Regions from separate parts of the Mus musculus genome. Here regions 1 and 3 are each linked to region 2. The links are chromatin loops, found by intact Hi-C in ENCODE. Cell type or tissue: heart. All regions are shown on one strand. Each heading gives the region's core, and the rest is flanking DNA. Links, peaks and the distances in the headings are about the cores only.

Region 1 (5,934 bases), core at 269-5,268, 71 kb after region 2:
AGTCTGCCCAGCCTTCAGGTAACCGGACTCCTTAGTGTTCTCACACACATGCATTTCTATCTCTGTGCTTGTGACTTCTGTAGCCCTGTCCCCAGCAGTGGGACACCTGGGCTGGATGGAAAGGCTCTGCCCTCTTGGAAGGTGGCACCTTACCTACCTCAGATTCACAGAGTCTCTGTCCTAAGGCACTGAACATCAGCCAGGAGTACTGCCTCCTATTGCCTGGCTGTCAGTGTCCTAGGTCATACCCCTCTCTCTCCTGTGTACCCTTCTTCAACAGCTGGTGGGTTGGGGACTCAAGGAAAGCCATGCCAGGAATTAGGAAACACGCCAGGAGCCAGGGGCAACTCTGAGAGGGGCGGGGCAGCCTCCCTGCATCTCTCCTTCCCCCTTTCCTCTTCCTTGGGTTTCCTCTGCCACACTCCCCTCCAGCTGTGTTAACAGGCTGCTTTTACAAGCCTACTTTATGGGCTGGGGACCCCAGCGGACTTTCCCTCCATCCTCAAAAAAACAAACCCGTTTCCACTAGGAAGCCTGTTAAGCTCCTGCCTTCATGCTCTGCCAACAAAAGACCACAGTTTTCACACCATCCACAACCTGCTCCCAGGAGTCATCCGGCTCAGCTCTGTGTTTTCCCAGGAGCCGGCTTGCTCTTTCCATCCTGTCCCCACCCTCACTCCCACACAGCACCCTCTCATTTGGAGAGATTGTCCTGCCAAGTGCTTTCTGCCATCCGACTGTGCCTCAACCACCAACGATCTTTACTACCGTTCATCATGGGGTCTATCACATTCTTCATCACAACCCTGTGGGTGTGGGTGTGGGTGTGACTTATTTAGTTTTTTTTTTGTTGTTGTTTGTTTGTTTGTTTTGGGTGGTGGTACACCCTTTAATCCCAGCACTTCGGAGGCAGGTGTCAGGAGCTAGTGAGTCACAGAAGTGAGTTGGAAGTCAGATCTGCCTGATACCAGGGAAAGGGAAGCAAGTTACCTCTGTAAGAACTACCTGGAAGTGGACCTGTTACCCAGGCCCCTCCCCTTCTGTTTTCTCTCCTGTCCCCACTGCGACCCCTTTCATTCTGTCCTTTGCTTCCACCCAACACACACTCTCCCTTTAGACGGTATGCTTGAGAACTGACCCTTAATACTGAAAGGGCCAGGGCACTGTGCCTGCAAGTGTCTCCCGTCTTTCTTGCTGTACCTGCGCTGTCTTCCCTGGAGCACTGGTCTGCTCTTTAGAGCCATACATGCCCTTGGACAGGCAGCATGGTAAGGTGCAGGCAGTATGGTATAGCAGTGTGCCATTCTGTTGTCCCTCCATTCCAGGCTTACATGAGCTGCCCTCTCCCACCCCCTGGGAAGAGGGCCAAAAAGGACAACTCAGGCACAGGCTCACCTCTGGCCAGTGTGTGAGGCTGGACGGAACCATTCATATTATATTTTAGTTGTGCTGGGAACTAGGGTACAGGTCCGGGAACTCTCTGAGAACAAGGAATTTACCTAAACAGCTGGGACCTCAGGATGCCCCAGGGCCGACTCTTCTGGGACCTGGGGAATGGGTCTCCTTCCCAGTCAGATGCCAAACCAGCTTTCTCAGGCTGAGGGTGAGGGACTCCAGCAAAGAGAGTGTCAATAAGAAGGTGAAGCTGAGACAGAGGCAGCAGTCCTAGCTGAGGATGGGGACAGAGGGATTCCAGTCCTGTATTCACATGCCCGTGCTCAAACACCGTCCTTGTGACTAAGTTCTGCCGCTGATGCTTCCCCGTGTGTGTGTTGTTGTCCGCAGGTGTTACGTTCTCTGACGTGGTGAGCGCCACCGAGCCGTGCAAGCCGTGCACCGAGTGCCTGGGCCTGCAGAGTATGTCCGCTCCCTGTGTGGAGGCAGACGATGCCGTGTGCCGATGCTCCTATGGCTACTACCAGGACGAGGAGACTGGCCGCTGCGAGGCTTGCAGCGTGTGCGGGGTGGGCTCAGGACTCGTGTTCTCCTGCCAGGACAAACAGAACACAGTGTGTGAAGAGTGCCCAGAGGGCACATACTCAGATGAAGCCAACCACGTGGACCCGTGCCTACCCTGCACGGTGTGCGAGGACACTGAGCGCCAGTTACGCGAGTGCACGCCCTGGGCTGACGCCGAATGCGAGGGTGAGCATGGTTCCAGGCTGGGTGGGGTGGGCGTGAAGAGCTAGATTCGTGAGGAAGGGCGCCCTCTGGAGGTCGTAAGGGCCTAGGCTGGCCTTCATCCGGTAAGAACCTACTTTGAGGCTTAGTAACACATTCTTGATAAGAGCACTGAGGTGGTGATTCTAGATTCAACCTCGCAGCAAAATCTTTTCCACCAATTCCTTCTTTGGACTGACAGTGGGAAGACCCGGCTTACTGTTCACTGGAAGAAGTCATTCTAACTCCTCTCTCAGCGATTATATGGGTGACAAACAGCATCTGGAAGGCGCCATAGATGCCAGAGTCTGAATCAGGCTTCCTTCCAGCCTAGAGCAGGCTTTCTGCTCTGGAGTCAGGCTGGGGACTCACAGGAGTGAGGGGCCTTCAGCTATGAGGCCAGATGTGGGTGGTGATGATGGCTATAGCATCCCAAATCAAATTAGCCCCGAGTGACACCAGGGGATTACTCCCGTCTCTGGACCTAAGTGTTTTCTGGTAGCCGTAGGGTCACGATAAGGCTGTTGGGGTGAGTGACACATTCTCCTCGCGGTGTCTGGAGATGAGGTAGCATTGTGGCCATTTAATGAGACAGAGTTGGTTGAAAAAAAATGGCCAGATAATGAAGGAAGTGGTTCCAGGGAACAAAAGAGGTGTGGCAAGTGGGGGCATGGCAAGTACGATAATGTGGGCCATGCTTGGAGGGCTCTCCTCTACTGAGGGCTGTAGACAAGAGAAAGCTGTGGGCCTGCCTTATCCAGATAACTCACCTGAAAGAGATAGAGAGATCCTGGGACAGGAGGAGGCAGCTGAGAGCCAGGGTATAGGCACCACGGTCACTGGTAGTGTTCTTCTCCAAGGGGTCAACTGGTATTGGTTTGTTGCTTGTTTGTTTGTTTTCATTCTGTTCATCAGCGGGTGGCCTGCCCATGGATCTATTTGTCTTTGAATTTGAACCTCAGGTTGCCCTCACATTGAGCAGGCAAGAGCATCCCCTTCAGGGACGTCCCTAGTTTTCCCGGAGAGGGAATGGCCTTTGACACAGGTCCAATGAGAGGAGCATGGTACCCCAGCCCGTGGTGACCTGGAGAGAGAAGACAGCCGCAGCTTTGGAGATTCCCGATCCTGATGGAGGCAACACAGTTTCTGCCTTCCATTGGCCTCTTGTGGAATAGAAGCTACAGATGCCCTGTCCTTGGGCCGGGGAGGGGTCCTGACAACCAGCCAGGGCCTCCTCCATACCCAGACTTGAGCTTGCTCTAGTAGTAGAGCAGAGAAGCCTGGCAAGCTACACAGAGGCCCTAAACATGCTTGCAGTTCTTTGATGAATAGGTGGAGAGGGATGGGGCAGAGGCCCCAGGGTGGCTGTGGTGGAGATTTCCACGGGTCAAGACAGGCAAATGGCCTCAGAGGCTAAGCTGAGCGGGGAGAGAGCTTCGGCAGTCAGGCAGCAGGAAGCAGGAAGCTCAGTTCTGTGGGCAAGTCTAGATCAGCCGGTGGTGCACAAGGTCGGGGTTGTGATTAGAGGAGAGGGAGGACCTGGTTGGAAAAGGGGCAGGCTCCGTCTTGCAAGGAATCATTTCTTCCCAGACGCGATCCTTCTTTCTCAGTCATCTTGGCAGAAGGCACCCCCTGACCCCCCAGTAACATTTATCCTTATATTGTTCTTTCTGTTCCAACGTCTGAAGGGTTAAATGTTGGCCCTGAGGCCAAACATCCCTTTCAGGAAATGGAATTTGATTCTTGGGTTGGCAGCCCACTCTTGTCCAATGTTAAATACTCGCCCGCATATACATTTCAGGTGTCAACATGGTGACTCACCCAGCCTTGGGGCAGACGCCCGGCCTCCTTACCGCATTGAAGTTTAGGAGGGGTCACCTGCTCCCTCTTCTTCCTGATAGCTCCCATTCCGGAAATGGCTGTCAGGACCTGCCAAGTGTTTAGCGGGTTGGAACGTCAGAGGACAGGCCCACATCTGGATCTCGTCTCCAACCCTATCAGAGAGGCTGGGGGCGGGGGTGAGGGGAGGTGTCCTGGACACTCGACACTGCCTTTAGCCCTTCTCTGAGGCTCCTTCATTTCTGTATCGCTCACCCACCCACATCAACCTCGGGGGCAGGACTGTCAATCTAAACTGAGTCACATCTGCAACCTCTGGATTCAGGCTACACCTTCAACCTTCCCTGTTCCCCTAGCGGATCATAAGAAGGTCCTCTAGGGTCTAATGCCCAGACAGGGCTGTCTCTCCCACTTCCCACCCTCTCCTTCCAGCCCTGCCCGGTACTGGGATGGGGGTGGGGTGGGACTGGGCAGCAGATGGCAACCTTCCCCACACTGCCAGTCAAATGGATTCCAGACTCACATCTGGGGTCCTTACCCCTCAGAAGGTGCTGAAAATGGGGCCTTTGAAGCATCTCTGTCCCGAGCCAGGGAGACCCAGAGGACTAGTGGGCAGCTTTAACTCCAGCTTGGGTGGGCACACTGTAGACTGGGCGGGGCAGAGCTGGGTAGCAAAGTGTCCTCCCCTTAACCTTACAAGCATACCCTGTCTGCTTTCCCTCCCTGTTTTCCCTGCGTGGGAAGTGAGAATGGATAGGACAGGCTGCTTTGCCCAGACAAGTATCCCCCAGGCCACCATCCAGAGCCTACAACCCCTAGCCCTGCCTCTGGCTGGGTGGCAGAATGGAAAATCCCACCCACTAGTGCCAAGAGGGGCTGGAGCCTCTGCCAGGAAGGCTGGCAATGTCCAAATGGCATGAGCGGGCCTAGATGGGTGGCCAAGCACAGAATTGCTCCTTCTGAGGCAGGGTCTAGTTCGTAGGCCCTCCCTCCGCCAGCTGTCTGCTTCCTGCTAACGAGGGTGCCAGCTGTCTAACCCACTCTTCTCTAGATGCCAGGGCTAGGCTGTTTTGGGAGTGGGGGGTGTCAGGCGTTACAAGAAACATGCTGGCCACTGTTCAAGGACTGGCTGGGGGTGAAGTAAGCCAGTTATACATCTAGTGCCAGCCTAGGCCTGGAGCATCTGAGACAGGAAGGGGCTGAGTGCCACCTGCCGGGCAGCATCTCTGATCAGGCCTCTGATCAGCTCTAAGTGCCCTATCCTTCCTGAAGGCTGTGGTCACTAAGTCAGAGCAATTCCATTCCTCAAAGCAATTAAGTCATTGCTCCAGCTTAAAGATGCTCTACAGCATGCAGGCTTCTTGGTGTTCATGCGTGGCTGCTGGCAGACACTAGAATCCTGGTTCTGCAGCCTAAGCCAAAAAGTTGTTTAAAGACCATTTCTTTTCAGAAAGCCCATTCTCTAGATGGGGAAGTCGAGGCCCCATACTGATAGAAGTCTCCTGTCATACAGCTCTTGCTCTTCTTTTCTAAACTGCATGTGCACAGTCCCAGCTTCCACCCCCATGCGTAACAGCCTGGCCCTGTGTGCCTGGAGGCTCATGATGAAGCCCTGGAAAGCTGGAGCTAAGGGGAAGGCCTGGGTAGGTCCTAACTCCTGTGGCCCTGTTCCTCAGAGATCCCTGGCCGATGGATCACAAGGTCTACGCCCCCGGAGGGCTCTGACGTCACAACACCCAGCACCCAGGAGCCGGAGGCACCTCCAGAGCGAGACCTCATAGCCAGCACAGTGGCCGATACGGTGACCACTGTGATGGGCAGCTCCCAGCCTGTAGTGACCCGAGGCACCGCTGACAACCTCATTCCTGTCTATTGCTCCATCTTGGCTGCTGTGGTTGTGGGCCTTGTGGCCTATATTGCTTTCAAGAGGTAAGA
Region 2 (5,934 bases), core at 392-5,391:
GAGAGAGAGAGAGAGAGAGAGAGAGAAGCTACCAGCTCCTGTCAGGAAGGTTGTGTCAGTGGTTAGCTCAGGTGATGGTAGAGGGAGCTGGAGGACCCCTCACCCCCATTGTCCTTGCTCTGGGCTGGGCTCTGAGTTCCTTGCTGTGACACACTTGCCCTTCTATAGGGTCACCACCTGCACATTGCTAGCTCTCACGGGACACTGTAACACTCATTACTCCTCCCTGGCCACCACTACTCAGCGCTCACAGAGAGCAAAACACCATGAAGATTGTTCCAGGGCACGGAGCTTGGCCCAACTCCACAGAGGACTCCTCAAGAGTGAGTCAGAGTTCAGCAGGCCCCGAACGTTGGCTCCACCCTTCTTCCAACACAGCTACTGTTCGGTTGTGCTCTGTCAGATCCTGTGCTGCGGCCAATTCAGAAGTGACAGAAGCTGAGCTCTTACCTTCTAGGGTCTCCTGATCTTTAGACTGAAAAAAGAAGGAAGGGAAGGAGGGAGAAGGAGGCGGACCTGTGTTGGAGTCAATCCCGGGAATCCATCTCTCCAGGTCGCCGAGCCTGAAGCCATCTCCAAACAGGTCTCTTGGACGTCTCAGGCTGTGCAGGGTGAGCTGTTGTGGGAAAGGACACTGAACTCCAGTCAGGACACTTGGCCATTCTGTGACTACAGTTGCGTCTTTGATTTGTTTCCTCTTTTGCAAAATGGGGGTGATGGAGCTCCCCCCCCCAAGTGGTGCACAGAAGCACCTCAGGGCTCAAGTGAATGCCAGCTAGGGCTGGGATCATCTCCAAGGGCTATTCCAGCAGAGGCTGCCCTCCCTCCTCAGGACCACTCTCTTTTTGTTATCCCAGAAGTGCAGCCCCAGCTGGAAGGAGGAGACACGGTGCCTCAGGTGGACACCCATGCAACCAATTCGTCCTGGGAAAAAGACATAAAATCTCAGAAATGGCATAGCCCACCTCTTCCCCAGGGCTGCCAGGCATGAAAAATCTTAAGCTCTTGGACACGGGGGTGGGAGGAGCAAAAGCGGGGTTCTTGACACTGCTGAGGAAGCCCCCAGGTGTGGCTGCTACTTACTGCCCTCCAAAGGAAAGAGCAGCGAAGAAGCTGGGGGCTGCAGGCAGATCCCAGCAGAGAACTGAAGACTGGTTGTATCCTAGAGAGGGGCTGCATAACCGCTGATGTCACCAGAGGAACCTGGAGTCAGCTTCTCTCTCTCCTCTCCCCCTCCCTCCTCCCCTCCCTTCCATTCCCTCCCTGCTCTGTGTGCACTGGCAAGCACAGGCGTGCTTACACATGCTCCTGGCATCTGGAAGCCAGAGGTTGACCTTGGGTGTCTTCTTCAATCACACTTCTACCTTATTTTTGTCTTTGTTCTTGTTTTTTGAGACAGGGTCTTACTATGTAGACCAGACTGGCCTTGAACTCATAGAGGCAGGCCTGCATCTGCCTTTTAAGTGCTGGGATGAAGGTGCTGAAAGTGGGGCTGGAGAGATGGCTCAGCTGTTAAGAGCACTGACTGCTCTCCCAGAGGTCCTGAGTTCAATTCCCAGCAACCACATGGTGGCTCACAACCATCTGTAATGGGATCTGATGCTCTCTTCTGGTGTGTGTCTGAAGACAGCTGCAGTGTACTCATATACATAAAAATAAATAAATAAATCTTTAAAAAAAAGAAAAAGAAAAAGTGCTGAAAGTGACGTGTCACCACGCTCTGCCGTCTTATCTCTATGTCAAGGTCTCTGAGCCTAGACAAGTGAGCCTAGAGCTCACTGATTGAGATAGACTGGCCCTCAGATCCTCTTGTCTCCTTCCTGGTGTTAGATTACAGGCATCTACAGCCATCCTTTGCTTTTCGCCCAGACCTCATGGTTGAATAGCAAGAATTTTATCAATTGAGCCATCGACTCTGGTCCTGGAAACGGTTTTATTTATTTAAGTCCTACACGACAATGGCTGGACATGTGGCTCAGCATAGACCCCTTGCCTAGACATGCTAGCACATGCTAGACTCTAACACCTAAATAAATAAGTTACTAACGTGGTGCTGGATTGAACAGCAGGCACTAAATGAGTGTGGGTATTCCAACCAGGAGCAAGGGGTGGACCGGTGGTGTGGGCTTCTGACTCCCATGGACACTGAATACCATCATTGCAAGCACTGTGTCCAGCCTGGAGGAGGCAGCAGGGTGCCTCTGGTCCAGGTGGGCTGTGAGAGGCACCAACATGGACTGACTCTTTGTCTCCTGTCCCTTGCTATAAGTGTGGAAACATTCTGTCCAGTCCCCGAGGAAGAGAGCATCTGCGGGTCAGCTCACAGCCTTGTTGAGAGTGACCGAGTCCCCTGTGAGGAGGAAGGTCTGCCCCGGGGTGAAGGCCACTGGGACTGGGCTCAATTTGGAAATGAATCAGAGGGAAATTGATGCTCTAGGGACTGCTCTAGCCAATGGGGAATCAAAAGCAATGCTCCACATGGCCACTAGGAGGAGCCAGTGTCCTTGAGTACAGGGTGGCGCTCTCTAGGGATTGGGAGCCATCTACCATGGGAAAGGGTCAGCAATTGCAGGGTCTCCAGGCCTCTTCCAGACACCTTCCCTTTGACCCTGTCACACACAGGCTCCATGGAAATAGACTGTGCATGGTTCACTGGTAATTGCAGATTCTCCATCCTCACCCCAATGTGTAATTTTTTTTTTTTTAGGGGGTGAGGTGGGGTGGGAAAGCCAGTCTCCATTTCTGCATCTGAAAAACATGAGGATTTGCTTCGTCAGATGTTTTCTAAAGCACAATCATGGGGGGAGGGGGGTAGAGGTTCACCCATTCCTGGCACGGCCATGTAACTCCTGGCTGGTGTTGGTTTCTGCAGGCAAGCATCAGTTCCTGGCCTGACTTCATCTTCCTGTGTGAGGCTATTCCTCTGGAAGGCATGAGAGGCAGCAACCTCCTAGGGACACTGAGAGAGCCATCTGTTGATCTCTATGCTCTTGATATGACCCCTGGGCCCTTGCCCCAGGGCACATTTCATCTCTAAGTGTAGACAAGGTTTCCAGGTCTCTACTTGCTTGTCCCTCAGATATCTACCTCACATGTCTTCCCCACCCCCACCCCTGCTTCCCTTCCCCCAATCACCTAAGCTTGCAATCCAGGTGTCCACATCGAGCTCTCTTGTCTCACGTGTCCCACTCCATGTTCACGAAGTCTGGGCAGGCTTTCCCTGAAAATGTCCCCACCCCCCACCCCCACCCCCACCCCACCATCACCGTTTCTTCCGGAACAGTCCGTCTCCCTGACTCCAGCCTGTCCCCTCTCCGGTCTATCATATCTCTCTGCTGCCAGAGTGCTCTCTGAAGCACAAATCTGATTATGCACATTTCTGTCCTAGCATCCCCACTGTAGCCTTGTGGTCTGAAGATGAAGCCAAGTCCTAATGAGACTTCCCAGTCCATTCATGGTCTGACCCTTGCTTGCCCGGCCTAAGCTCAGTTCCCAGCATGCTCCTTGACCTGTCTGCACCACACTTCTCTCCATGCTCTGATCAGCCAGCCTGTGTTCTTCCAGGGGCTCCTGGACATCTGCCTGGTGAACTCAGACTCCTCTGCAGAGGCTGGGGTCAAGGACAAACATTTGTCTCCTTTGCGTCCTCCTCGTCCTCCCTATGTCCCTCCCCTCCAGTTTCCAGACAGGCTTCCCATTACACATCTTATGTTTCTCTGTAATCTGTCTGCCCTCGCCGATAGGCCAGAATCCCTATTTATGAATCGCCGTGCCTAACTCTGACTCTGTGGAGGGATTCAGTACATGTGCTGAGTGATTAAATGCTTGCAGAAATAGTCCTGGAAGTCACACGCTGGGATATAATCTTCCCTTGTCTCCCTGAATTCCTTGGAGTCAGGGAAAGGGAAGATGGGCAGCAAATGAGGTGGGAGACCTGGGCAAGCAGTGTGGCTCCGTCTGTCGTCGTGGGGCCTCGGGCACACAAGTTTTATAAGTCTAAGCATATTCCTCAAAGGAGGGGCATTGGCCTCTGCACTGCAATTACCACCTGGCTGGCGGGGTTGGGGGGGGGAGGGTCCCTCCTCACACAGGGAAAAGTGCCTTCTTGTCCATCCTTCTGCCTCCACACCTCACTGACAGCAGACTTTCCCTTTCAGTCTCAGGGCAATGAGAAGTCTATGGAGGCTTTTAAGTGAGGAAGTGACATGATTTGATTCCCATTTTATAAAGATTGCTCTGTCTGCTGTGTGGCAAATGCACTGTAGGGGGACAAGAGTGGAAGCAGGGAGGGGCGGAGGGAGGCACAGAGAGGAGGGGGGGAGGGAGAGACAGAGAGAGAGAGACAGAGACGGAGACAGAGAGACAGAGACACGGAGAAACAGAGACAGAGAGAGCAAGAGAAAGAGAGAGAGCAAGAGAGTGAGACAGAAGCAAGAGAGACACACAGAGACAGAGATGACAGAGAGACAGAGACCCAGAGAGCAAGAGAGAGACACAGACACAGAGACAGAGAGAAACACACAGAGACAGAGAGTCCTTTCCCAGATTCCTGGTACAGAGGTCTTGAAAGAGAGAGAGAGACAGAGAGACAGAGACAGAGACAGAGACAGAGACAGAGACTGAAGAGATGGAGGAAAGTGAGCAGGTAGACACACGCTTTAGAGGGAGAGATGATGTGATTGGTAACTGAGACCTCTGCAGAGAAGGCTCCAGAAGTGTATATAGAAGTTAAGGGTGGGTTGAGCCAGAGAGGCTGGGTCTGCAGAGCAAGGCACACAGTTCTCAGGTAGAGCACTCACTCACATGGCGGTGGAGATGAACAGATTCTCAGGGAGGTAAGTGGGGAGAGCCACAGTTCTGTCTCTTTCAGTCAATCCTTTTGTTTGTTTTTGTTTTTCAAGACAGGGTTTCTCTGTGTAGCCCTGGCTGTCTTAGAACTCGGATCTTTAGACGAGGCTGGCCTTGAATTCTCAGAGATCCACTAGCCTCTGCCTCCCCAGTGCTGGGATTAAAGGTGTCATCACATTCAGCTCTGAGCCTTAATGCCACCATTGGCCACAGAGCCCTTGCATGGAAAGAAAGCCTCTTGCCCTAAATCTATCCAAACAAGAGAGATCTCTTCAGTGGAATCTCAGCCTGAAAGTCCCCTTGGGCAGGCCAGCTTGGACACAGTGGCTGTAGAAAGGACAGACATCGGTCCTCACGCACTACCACTCTTGATGACGCCTTTTCTCTTGGTACTGCACTTTTCAAAGCTTCCTACAGTTTTCTGATGCAACACTTGTATAGAGGTCCTGGCAGGTTTTGATGGCAAGAGAAGAACCAGTTGAGTACAGGAGATGGTGTGTGTGTGTGTGTGTGTGTGTGTGTGTGTGTGTGTGTGTGTGTGTTGGGGAGTGGGGAGAACCTACAGCTGGAAGAGCGCTCAGAGCAAGAAGGTGGTAACTGGCCACCCCTACCCTGACTGCTGCCCGCTCCCTCAGCTCCCCCAGCTGCTGGGGAGGGAGGCTGGGGAGGAAGGAGGCCCAGTGATTAAGAGCTCCGGTTGTCAGGGATAGGGGCCAGGGGGCACGCCCCCTGGGTGACATTTTCTCGCATTGTGTCCTGCGAACAAAAACGAGTCTTATTTGAGGAGCTGGAGTGGGGAGGGGCAGGGGGGCGCCAAAGCAGCCGAGTGGAATCGTGGCTCCAGGGAATAGCCATTACTCATCAAAGGCCGGGGCAGCCCGCGTCTTTGTGTGCCCTCCGCAACCCGCCCGTGCCTGGCCACAGGCCCCGGCTGCGATGCTCAGGGCTGCGGGCGGAGCTGGGATCGTGTGTGGGCAGAGCCAGCTCTGGCGGCCTGGACCCGGCGGGCTTCCTGGAGGAAGGGGTGTGGAGCAGGGCAGCAGGGAGCTCAGCACCCGTTGGTGAAGCGCTGCAGGCTGAGCGGGG
Region 3 (5,934 bases), core at 269-5,268, 110 kb after region 2:
CCTTTGCCCACTGAGCCACCTTGCTGACCCCAGGCTTGGAATTCCTATTTTATTTAATAATTTATTTTTATTTTACTTATATGAATGTATGTGGCTTACCTAAAGACATCTCTCCGGATTCCACTACTCAGAGATTCTGCAGCCTCTCCCTTCACCATGTGGAGAACAGGATGTCAGACTGGGTCCAGCGACATCCAAACCGTAGCATGCGGTCCTGCCTTCTGCCAGGAGCTCCTCCCTTCATCCACCACAGACGCTCTCACCTCTATACCTCATGTTCTTCCCTCTTCCTAGATGTGTTTCCTTTTGTGCCTACCTGGAAAACTCCTACGCATCCTTCAAAACCCATTTCAGCTGGTCCACTCTCTCCCAGTCTTACCAACAGAACTCACTGTTGTTCACTCCTGCATCAGAGGCAGAAGAGGTTGGCTCCTGCCCTCTCCCAGGTCTTACAAGCCACAGTCCTCCGTTTATAAAGCAAAGTCATTATACTTTCCTGAAATCTGTGCTTATATGACAAGTACTTGGGTTTGTGTGTTTATTTCCTGAGAAGAGGGAGCATGGTCACCTGAGCCAGACAGTGCTGCCTTCAGCCCCTCTATGCTGTGTGGCTCTGGGTAAGTGCCACAGCCTCTCTGGGCCTTGGTTCCCTGCCCATGGGCTCACTGGGTGGATTATGAGGATTCAGTGAGTTTGAATATGTGTAACCTGAATTCAAGTGTCGATGAGTAATGTAGATAGATCTGGTTCTGGGGACGCTTGCTCTGTGCTCTGCCTCTGCAGCTCAGTGGAGTAGTTCCATCTACAGAATGGGATCAGAGACAGAGCAGACTCCAAGCTTGTTGCGGGGGGCATGACTCAGTCCTAGGAGCGTCCCTGGTACCCGCACAGACTTAGCTTCCAGAGCTGCTGTTAAACTCCATCATTTAACGCCATAGCTGTTGGAGATACTGTTGGCCCATTCTATAGGTAGGGAAAGTGAGGCTCAGAAGATACAGGAGTTTCCTTGCCACAGTCACACAGTAAAGTGAGTTTTTGTCAGGGTCACAACCACTCTGCCATCCTGTCATTCAGGGCCCTGCTGAGGATTGGGCAGCCCTGGGCATGATCAGGCGCCTAACCCGGGCCTTCCCGGTCAGGCGGGTCTGTCTGCACAGGTCCAGGGCACTCCCTACATCTTAACGTTTCAGCAGCTCGTGACATGGGCATCCTGAGGAGTTGCCCACTGACCGGATCCCCACAGCTGACCGAGGACAGAATGGAGAGCAGAGGCAAGCGTGTGTTTCGTGGGTGTGTCTCTGCACTGGCCTAGGGCTGGTTGCTTTATCATGTGTGAGTTCTGCTTCAGAGTCCCTGGAATTGGAGTCACAGACAGTGATGAGTTCAGGGAATTGAACTCAGGTCCTCTGGAAGAGCAGTACCTGCTCTTAACCACTGAGCCATCCCTCCTGTTCCACCCCACCCCCACCTCCCACCCCCCTTGGCTAAAGCCACTTTTTCTATTCCACATGCCACACAGCTGGGTACTCTCCCTGGGAAGCTGGTCTGGCCTCACTCCTGTGGATCCCCCCACACTCAGACTCTAGGCCTTAGTCTAATGGGGCCTGCAACCCTAGGCACTGAGAGACAGGATGCAGCCGAAGACTAGGCAGTAAGGGTTAAGTGGGTTCCTTTGATAGCTGAGCATCTGACAGGGGTCTCTCCTCCAAGTCACACTTGGAGGCTGAGAGACTGGTCACCAGGGTGCGGAGTCCCAGGATGCTCTGTTGTTATCTTGGTCCCACCAAGTGCCCAGTGAACTCCAGAGCAGGTAGCCCAGAAAGCGAGAAGGTACAAATTAGTCAAATGAGAGGTGACAGAGCTTCCTTTGACTTTGGGACCAAATAGACACCCAGTGGGCAGGGCTGTATCGCAGTTGGCAGAGCGCTTATCTTGCCTGCAGGAATCTGCAGCATGGCATACAATCGGATACCGCGATGCAGGTCTGTGGTCCCAGAATTACAGAGAGGATCAGAAGTTGAAAGCCGTTCTCAGTCACACAATGACTCCAAGGACCTGAGACCTTGTCTGAGATGGGGGTGAGGCAGACAGAGACAGAGAAACCCAAGAATATGCCAGGCCTGGGGTAGCAGAAGCAATGAGGGGTATGCAGAGAAGGAGGTCAGACAAGATACTGAAGTGAGAGGCCAGAGGTCCCAAATGATCCAGAACATGACCTCTCCCAGACCCCACCCCCACCACCACTGAGGGCATCAGAGGTTGTGGGGATTAGGGAATCTGGCGGGGGGGGGGGGGGGGAGGGGGGGGCGGAAGCCCCTGGAAAATATCTGAAGGGACTGCAATCACACAGGGAGGGCTGGCCAGAGATAGGCTAACCCAGGGTTCAACTGCCTAAAACTGCCTAGTCTAGGGCATCTACCAGACCCACTGTGGAGGAGAGACATCACTCCAGCTGTCCTGCCACAGGAAAGGAGAAGATCACAAGAGGGACTGGGGACTAGGAGGCCGTGATAGAATGTAGGCGCAGGTGGTGGAGACTCTAGCACAGGAGGGAATGTGGCTGACCCATCTCTGGGAGGCTTCTACATTTCAGAAAAACAGCTCACAAGGCTTTTCAGCTTCTTCGAGAAAGAATTGGATAAACACCTAGAAACGGCTTTATAGGCAAAGACTGCAGAGCAGGAAGAGCCAGAGAGACCTGGCTGTGAAACTCCAAGAGAGGAGCCTGGGGCATGGAAGGAATGATTTTTGACAGGCTCCTGACCCAGCCTCATCTCTTCGACCCAAAGAAGCAGACACCGGAGTGCCGCTGGACATCGTGGCTCGACCTGAGTGGTCAGAGGCAAAGATCCCTTCAGGCAAGAGGCAGTGGACAGCTGGCGTGCAAGTCCAGCGTCCATACCGAGCAACGGGCAATGCCGCGGCATCGCAGCGCCCCCTGCTGGCCAGAGGCAGAGCCTCCTACTGGGGAGCCTCTGTCTCAAGTGTGGGAATACTCCTCCAACAGCACTCTAACCCAACCTCATTTCCAACAGATCTCAGGACTCAGCATCCTTTGAGGCAGACATCCACACTGGAAGACCCTTGGCATATTGTGCCAACCTCTATTTTATCGCTGGAGAAATGAGACACGAATAACGCCAAAAGGCTCTGAGGACACAGACATGTATATATGTGTGTACCACAGGCTGTCCACGGTCCAGTGGTGGTGTCCCGGGGTGGCCAGCCTTCGCCACCTCCACAAGCCACATTCCCTGTCAGTCATCCCACAATGAACCCGCATGAAACCGACTGTACATCTCAGCTTCGATGGCTCCCAGCCTCTACTTTCGCCTCCCAGCCCTCCGGACACACAGCCCCACAGTCTCAATTCCAGCCCCTCCTGTCTCTCTCACCCCTCCACTCAACCACGCCCTCCAGCACTCTCCACTCCGCCAATCCACCAGCCTCAGGAGACACCTGTGCTCCCTTCTGCTGCATTCTTGTTTAGTCCCCAGGAAATGAAAACTTTAATTTCTTTTTTTATTAACTTTATTGGATTTTCTTTTTAATTATAAGTCAACGTACTACATGTTCTCTGTAATCGCTTAAACAAACCAAAGCCGTGTAAAGATGCGGTTACCAGCTCTCCTCTCCCCAGCTCACAGCAGAACACAGGGTGCCTCTGGGGGCTGGGCCACCTGATGGCCTGATGATTTGATCAAAGCACTGGCTACACAGTCGGCCACCAACACAGGTATCCACCGCCTTCTGGACCCAAAGACTCGTGCGGGAGGGGAAGATGGCCAATACCTCAAATTCTCTATGGGCAGATGGACAGGAGCCAAAGGGCCTTGGACAGGCACTGTTGCCTTAAGTGGGGCTCTCTGAAGAACGACATTTGACTGGAGCCCCCAAGGGAAGGCACAGTGGGTCACCACACTGAGTCTGAACGTTCTATCTACACAGGGTAGTGTAGGGACCACTGTACATGTTTCCTAAGGATGCCAGGGCAGTGTTTCTCAACCTGTGGGTCCCGACCCCCTGGAGTCCCATATCAAGTATTTACATTACAATTCATAATATTATCAAGATTACAGTTATGAAGTAGCAACGATAAAATCGTACGGTTGGGGATCACCACAACGTGAGGAACCGTATTAAAGAGGCTCCGCATTAGGAAGTCTGAGAACCAGTGGACTAGGGAATCCACTGGGTGGAGACTAGCTAGGGGGCGGAGCAGTATGGCTGCCAGGTGACAAATGAGAGAGATGGTAGTTGATACCCTCTTTGTAAAAAGCCATTTACATTGCTGTTTTTTAGTTCTTTGACTTTTCAGAACTTCCACGCTCCAATCTTTGGCTCCACCCCTCTCTGGAATGATTAGTGTTGTCACTTAGTGGCAGGACCTAAAACCAGCTAGGAGCAGAGCCTCAGGGTGTGCCTGGGGGGTCGGAGGTAGCCATCTTGGTTTGGTTAAATGAACCGAGAAGGCTGGCCCACTGTGGGTGTGACCCTTTCATGGGATTCTAGACTGCACAAAGGAAACCTAGCCAAGTAGCCCTGTGCACTCAGGCCTCTTTGTGACTGGACACCATGTGACCAGGTACCTCAAGCTCCTGCTGCCTTGATTTCCGCCATGATGGACTGTAGCTTGAGCTGTGAGCTAAAACAAACCCTTTCTCTAGTAAGCTTCTATTGTCAGGGTGTTTTTTTAAGAATTCAGATTTGGCCGGGCGTGGTGGCACACGCCTTTAATCCCAGCACTCGGGAGGCAGAGGCAGGCAGTTCGAGGCCAGCCTGGTCTACAGAGTGAGTTCCAGGACAGCCAGGGCTATACAGAGAAACCCTGTCTCAAAAATCCAAATATATATATATATATATATATATATATATATATATTCAGATTTATTTGTTTTATGCATATGAGCGTTGTGCCATATGCATATGCTTGCATAGCCTGCCTGAGATCAGAAGAGAAAAATTGATTCCCCGAAACTGGAGGGACAGAGCAAGCTCTCCAGGCCCTGTCAGGCAGCCATGGCATCAGGAAGATGCTGGAGTGACAGCTCTTCACTCTCTCGGCCACCCCCAACCCTCCCCACCCACCCTCCCCACCCCACCCCCACCCTTACTTACTGATTGATAAACAACACAGTACAGTGAGCACCAAAATTAAATTGGATCAGAACCCATATTAGCTGTAAATGTCCACATGGTTCGTATTGACACTGGAAGTGCCTGGCTACATCAATAAATGGGACAGAGTTCTAAACAAATTAGACAGATATCTTTTTGAAATTACTTTTTCATGTGCATTGGCGTTTTGCCCTAATGTATGTCTGTGTGAAGGTGTCAGATCCCCTGGAACTGGGGCTACAGACAATTGTGAGTTAGCATGAGAATTGAACACCGGTCCTCTAAAAGAGCAGGAAGTGCTCTTAATCACTGAGCCATTACTCCAGCTCCTATACAGACATCTTTTTAAAAATATATTATTTATTTAATGTATACGAGTATAATGTAGCTGTCTTCAGATGCACCAGAAGAGGGCATTGGATCCCATTAAAGGTGGTTGTGAGCCACCATGTGGTTGCTAGGAATTGAACTCAGGACCTCTGGAAGAGCAATCAGTGAGTCATCTCTCCAGCCCTATACAGGCATCTTAAGGGGCAGGGAGATGCCGTGACCTCCCCTTAGCTGTAAACTACAGGTCTACCTTTCTGGTAATGTTTCCAGGGAAGAGTGCCTTCTGAGTGACCAAGGTCCCATCTGGGATCTGAGCTGTGAGGAGAGGAGAGTGTGGCACCTGTGATGGAGATGCTCAGGCCTGCTGGTGCAGACCTGTGGTCCCAGCTTCTGAGGAGCTGAGGCAAAAGGACTGCAAGCTCAAGGTAGACCTTGGGAAAAGTGAGTTCAAGGCCAGCCTGGGCAACTTAGTAGAAACCTGTGCCA

Evidence for each region. Hi-C counts contacts between places; a loop is a spot of excess contacts. Peaks named below come from ENCODE experiments on the same cell type or tissue, not always from the same donor. Only the 100,000 strongest peaks of a DNase experiment are listed, where the experiment ranks them.
Region 1: it touches region 2 in a loop (5-fold over the local background); 17 of 42 quality-filtered maps call a loop at or near these places.
Region 3: it touches region 2 in a loop (10-fold over the local background); 39 of 42 quality-filtered maps call a loop at or near these places.

The regions. Positions count from the first base shown.
Region 1 is chr11:95,574,185-95,580,118 of GRCm38, reverse strand. It overlaps Ngfr (nerve growth factor receptor (TNFR superfamily, member 16)), which reads left to right. Exons shown (of 6, transcript NM_033217.3): 3 at 1,786-2,145; 4 at 5,676-5,928. Among named protein-coding and RNA genes, the nearest start is that of Ngfr, 11 kb to the left of the region's middle. In heart, for the core only: a CTCF peak has its summit at 2,201 (motif pointing left); no DNase peak of the experiment used is centred there; H3K4me3 peaks cover 1,325 bases; H3K27ac peaks cover 1,867 bases; H3K27me3 peaks cover 3,347 bases.
Region 2 is chr11:95,645,587-95,651,520 of GRCm38, reverse strand. No RefSeq gene overlaps it. Among named protein-coding and RNA genes, the nearest start is that of Phb, 18 kb to the left of the region's middle. In heart, for the core only: a CTCF peak has its summit at 2,482 (motif pointing right); a DNase peak (open chromatin) is centred at 2,440; H3K27me3 peaks cover 2,375 bases.
Region 3 is chr11:95,530,954-95,536,887 of GRCm38, reverse strand. No RefSeq gene overlaps it. Among named protein-coding and RNA genes, the nearest start is that of Nxph3, 19 kb to the right of the region's middle. In heart, for the core only: a CTCF peak has its summit at 2,943 (motif pointing left); a DNase peak (open chromatin) is centred at 2,937; H3K4me3 peaks cover 388 bases; H3K27ac peaks cover 254 bases; H3K27me3 peaks cover 2,708 bases.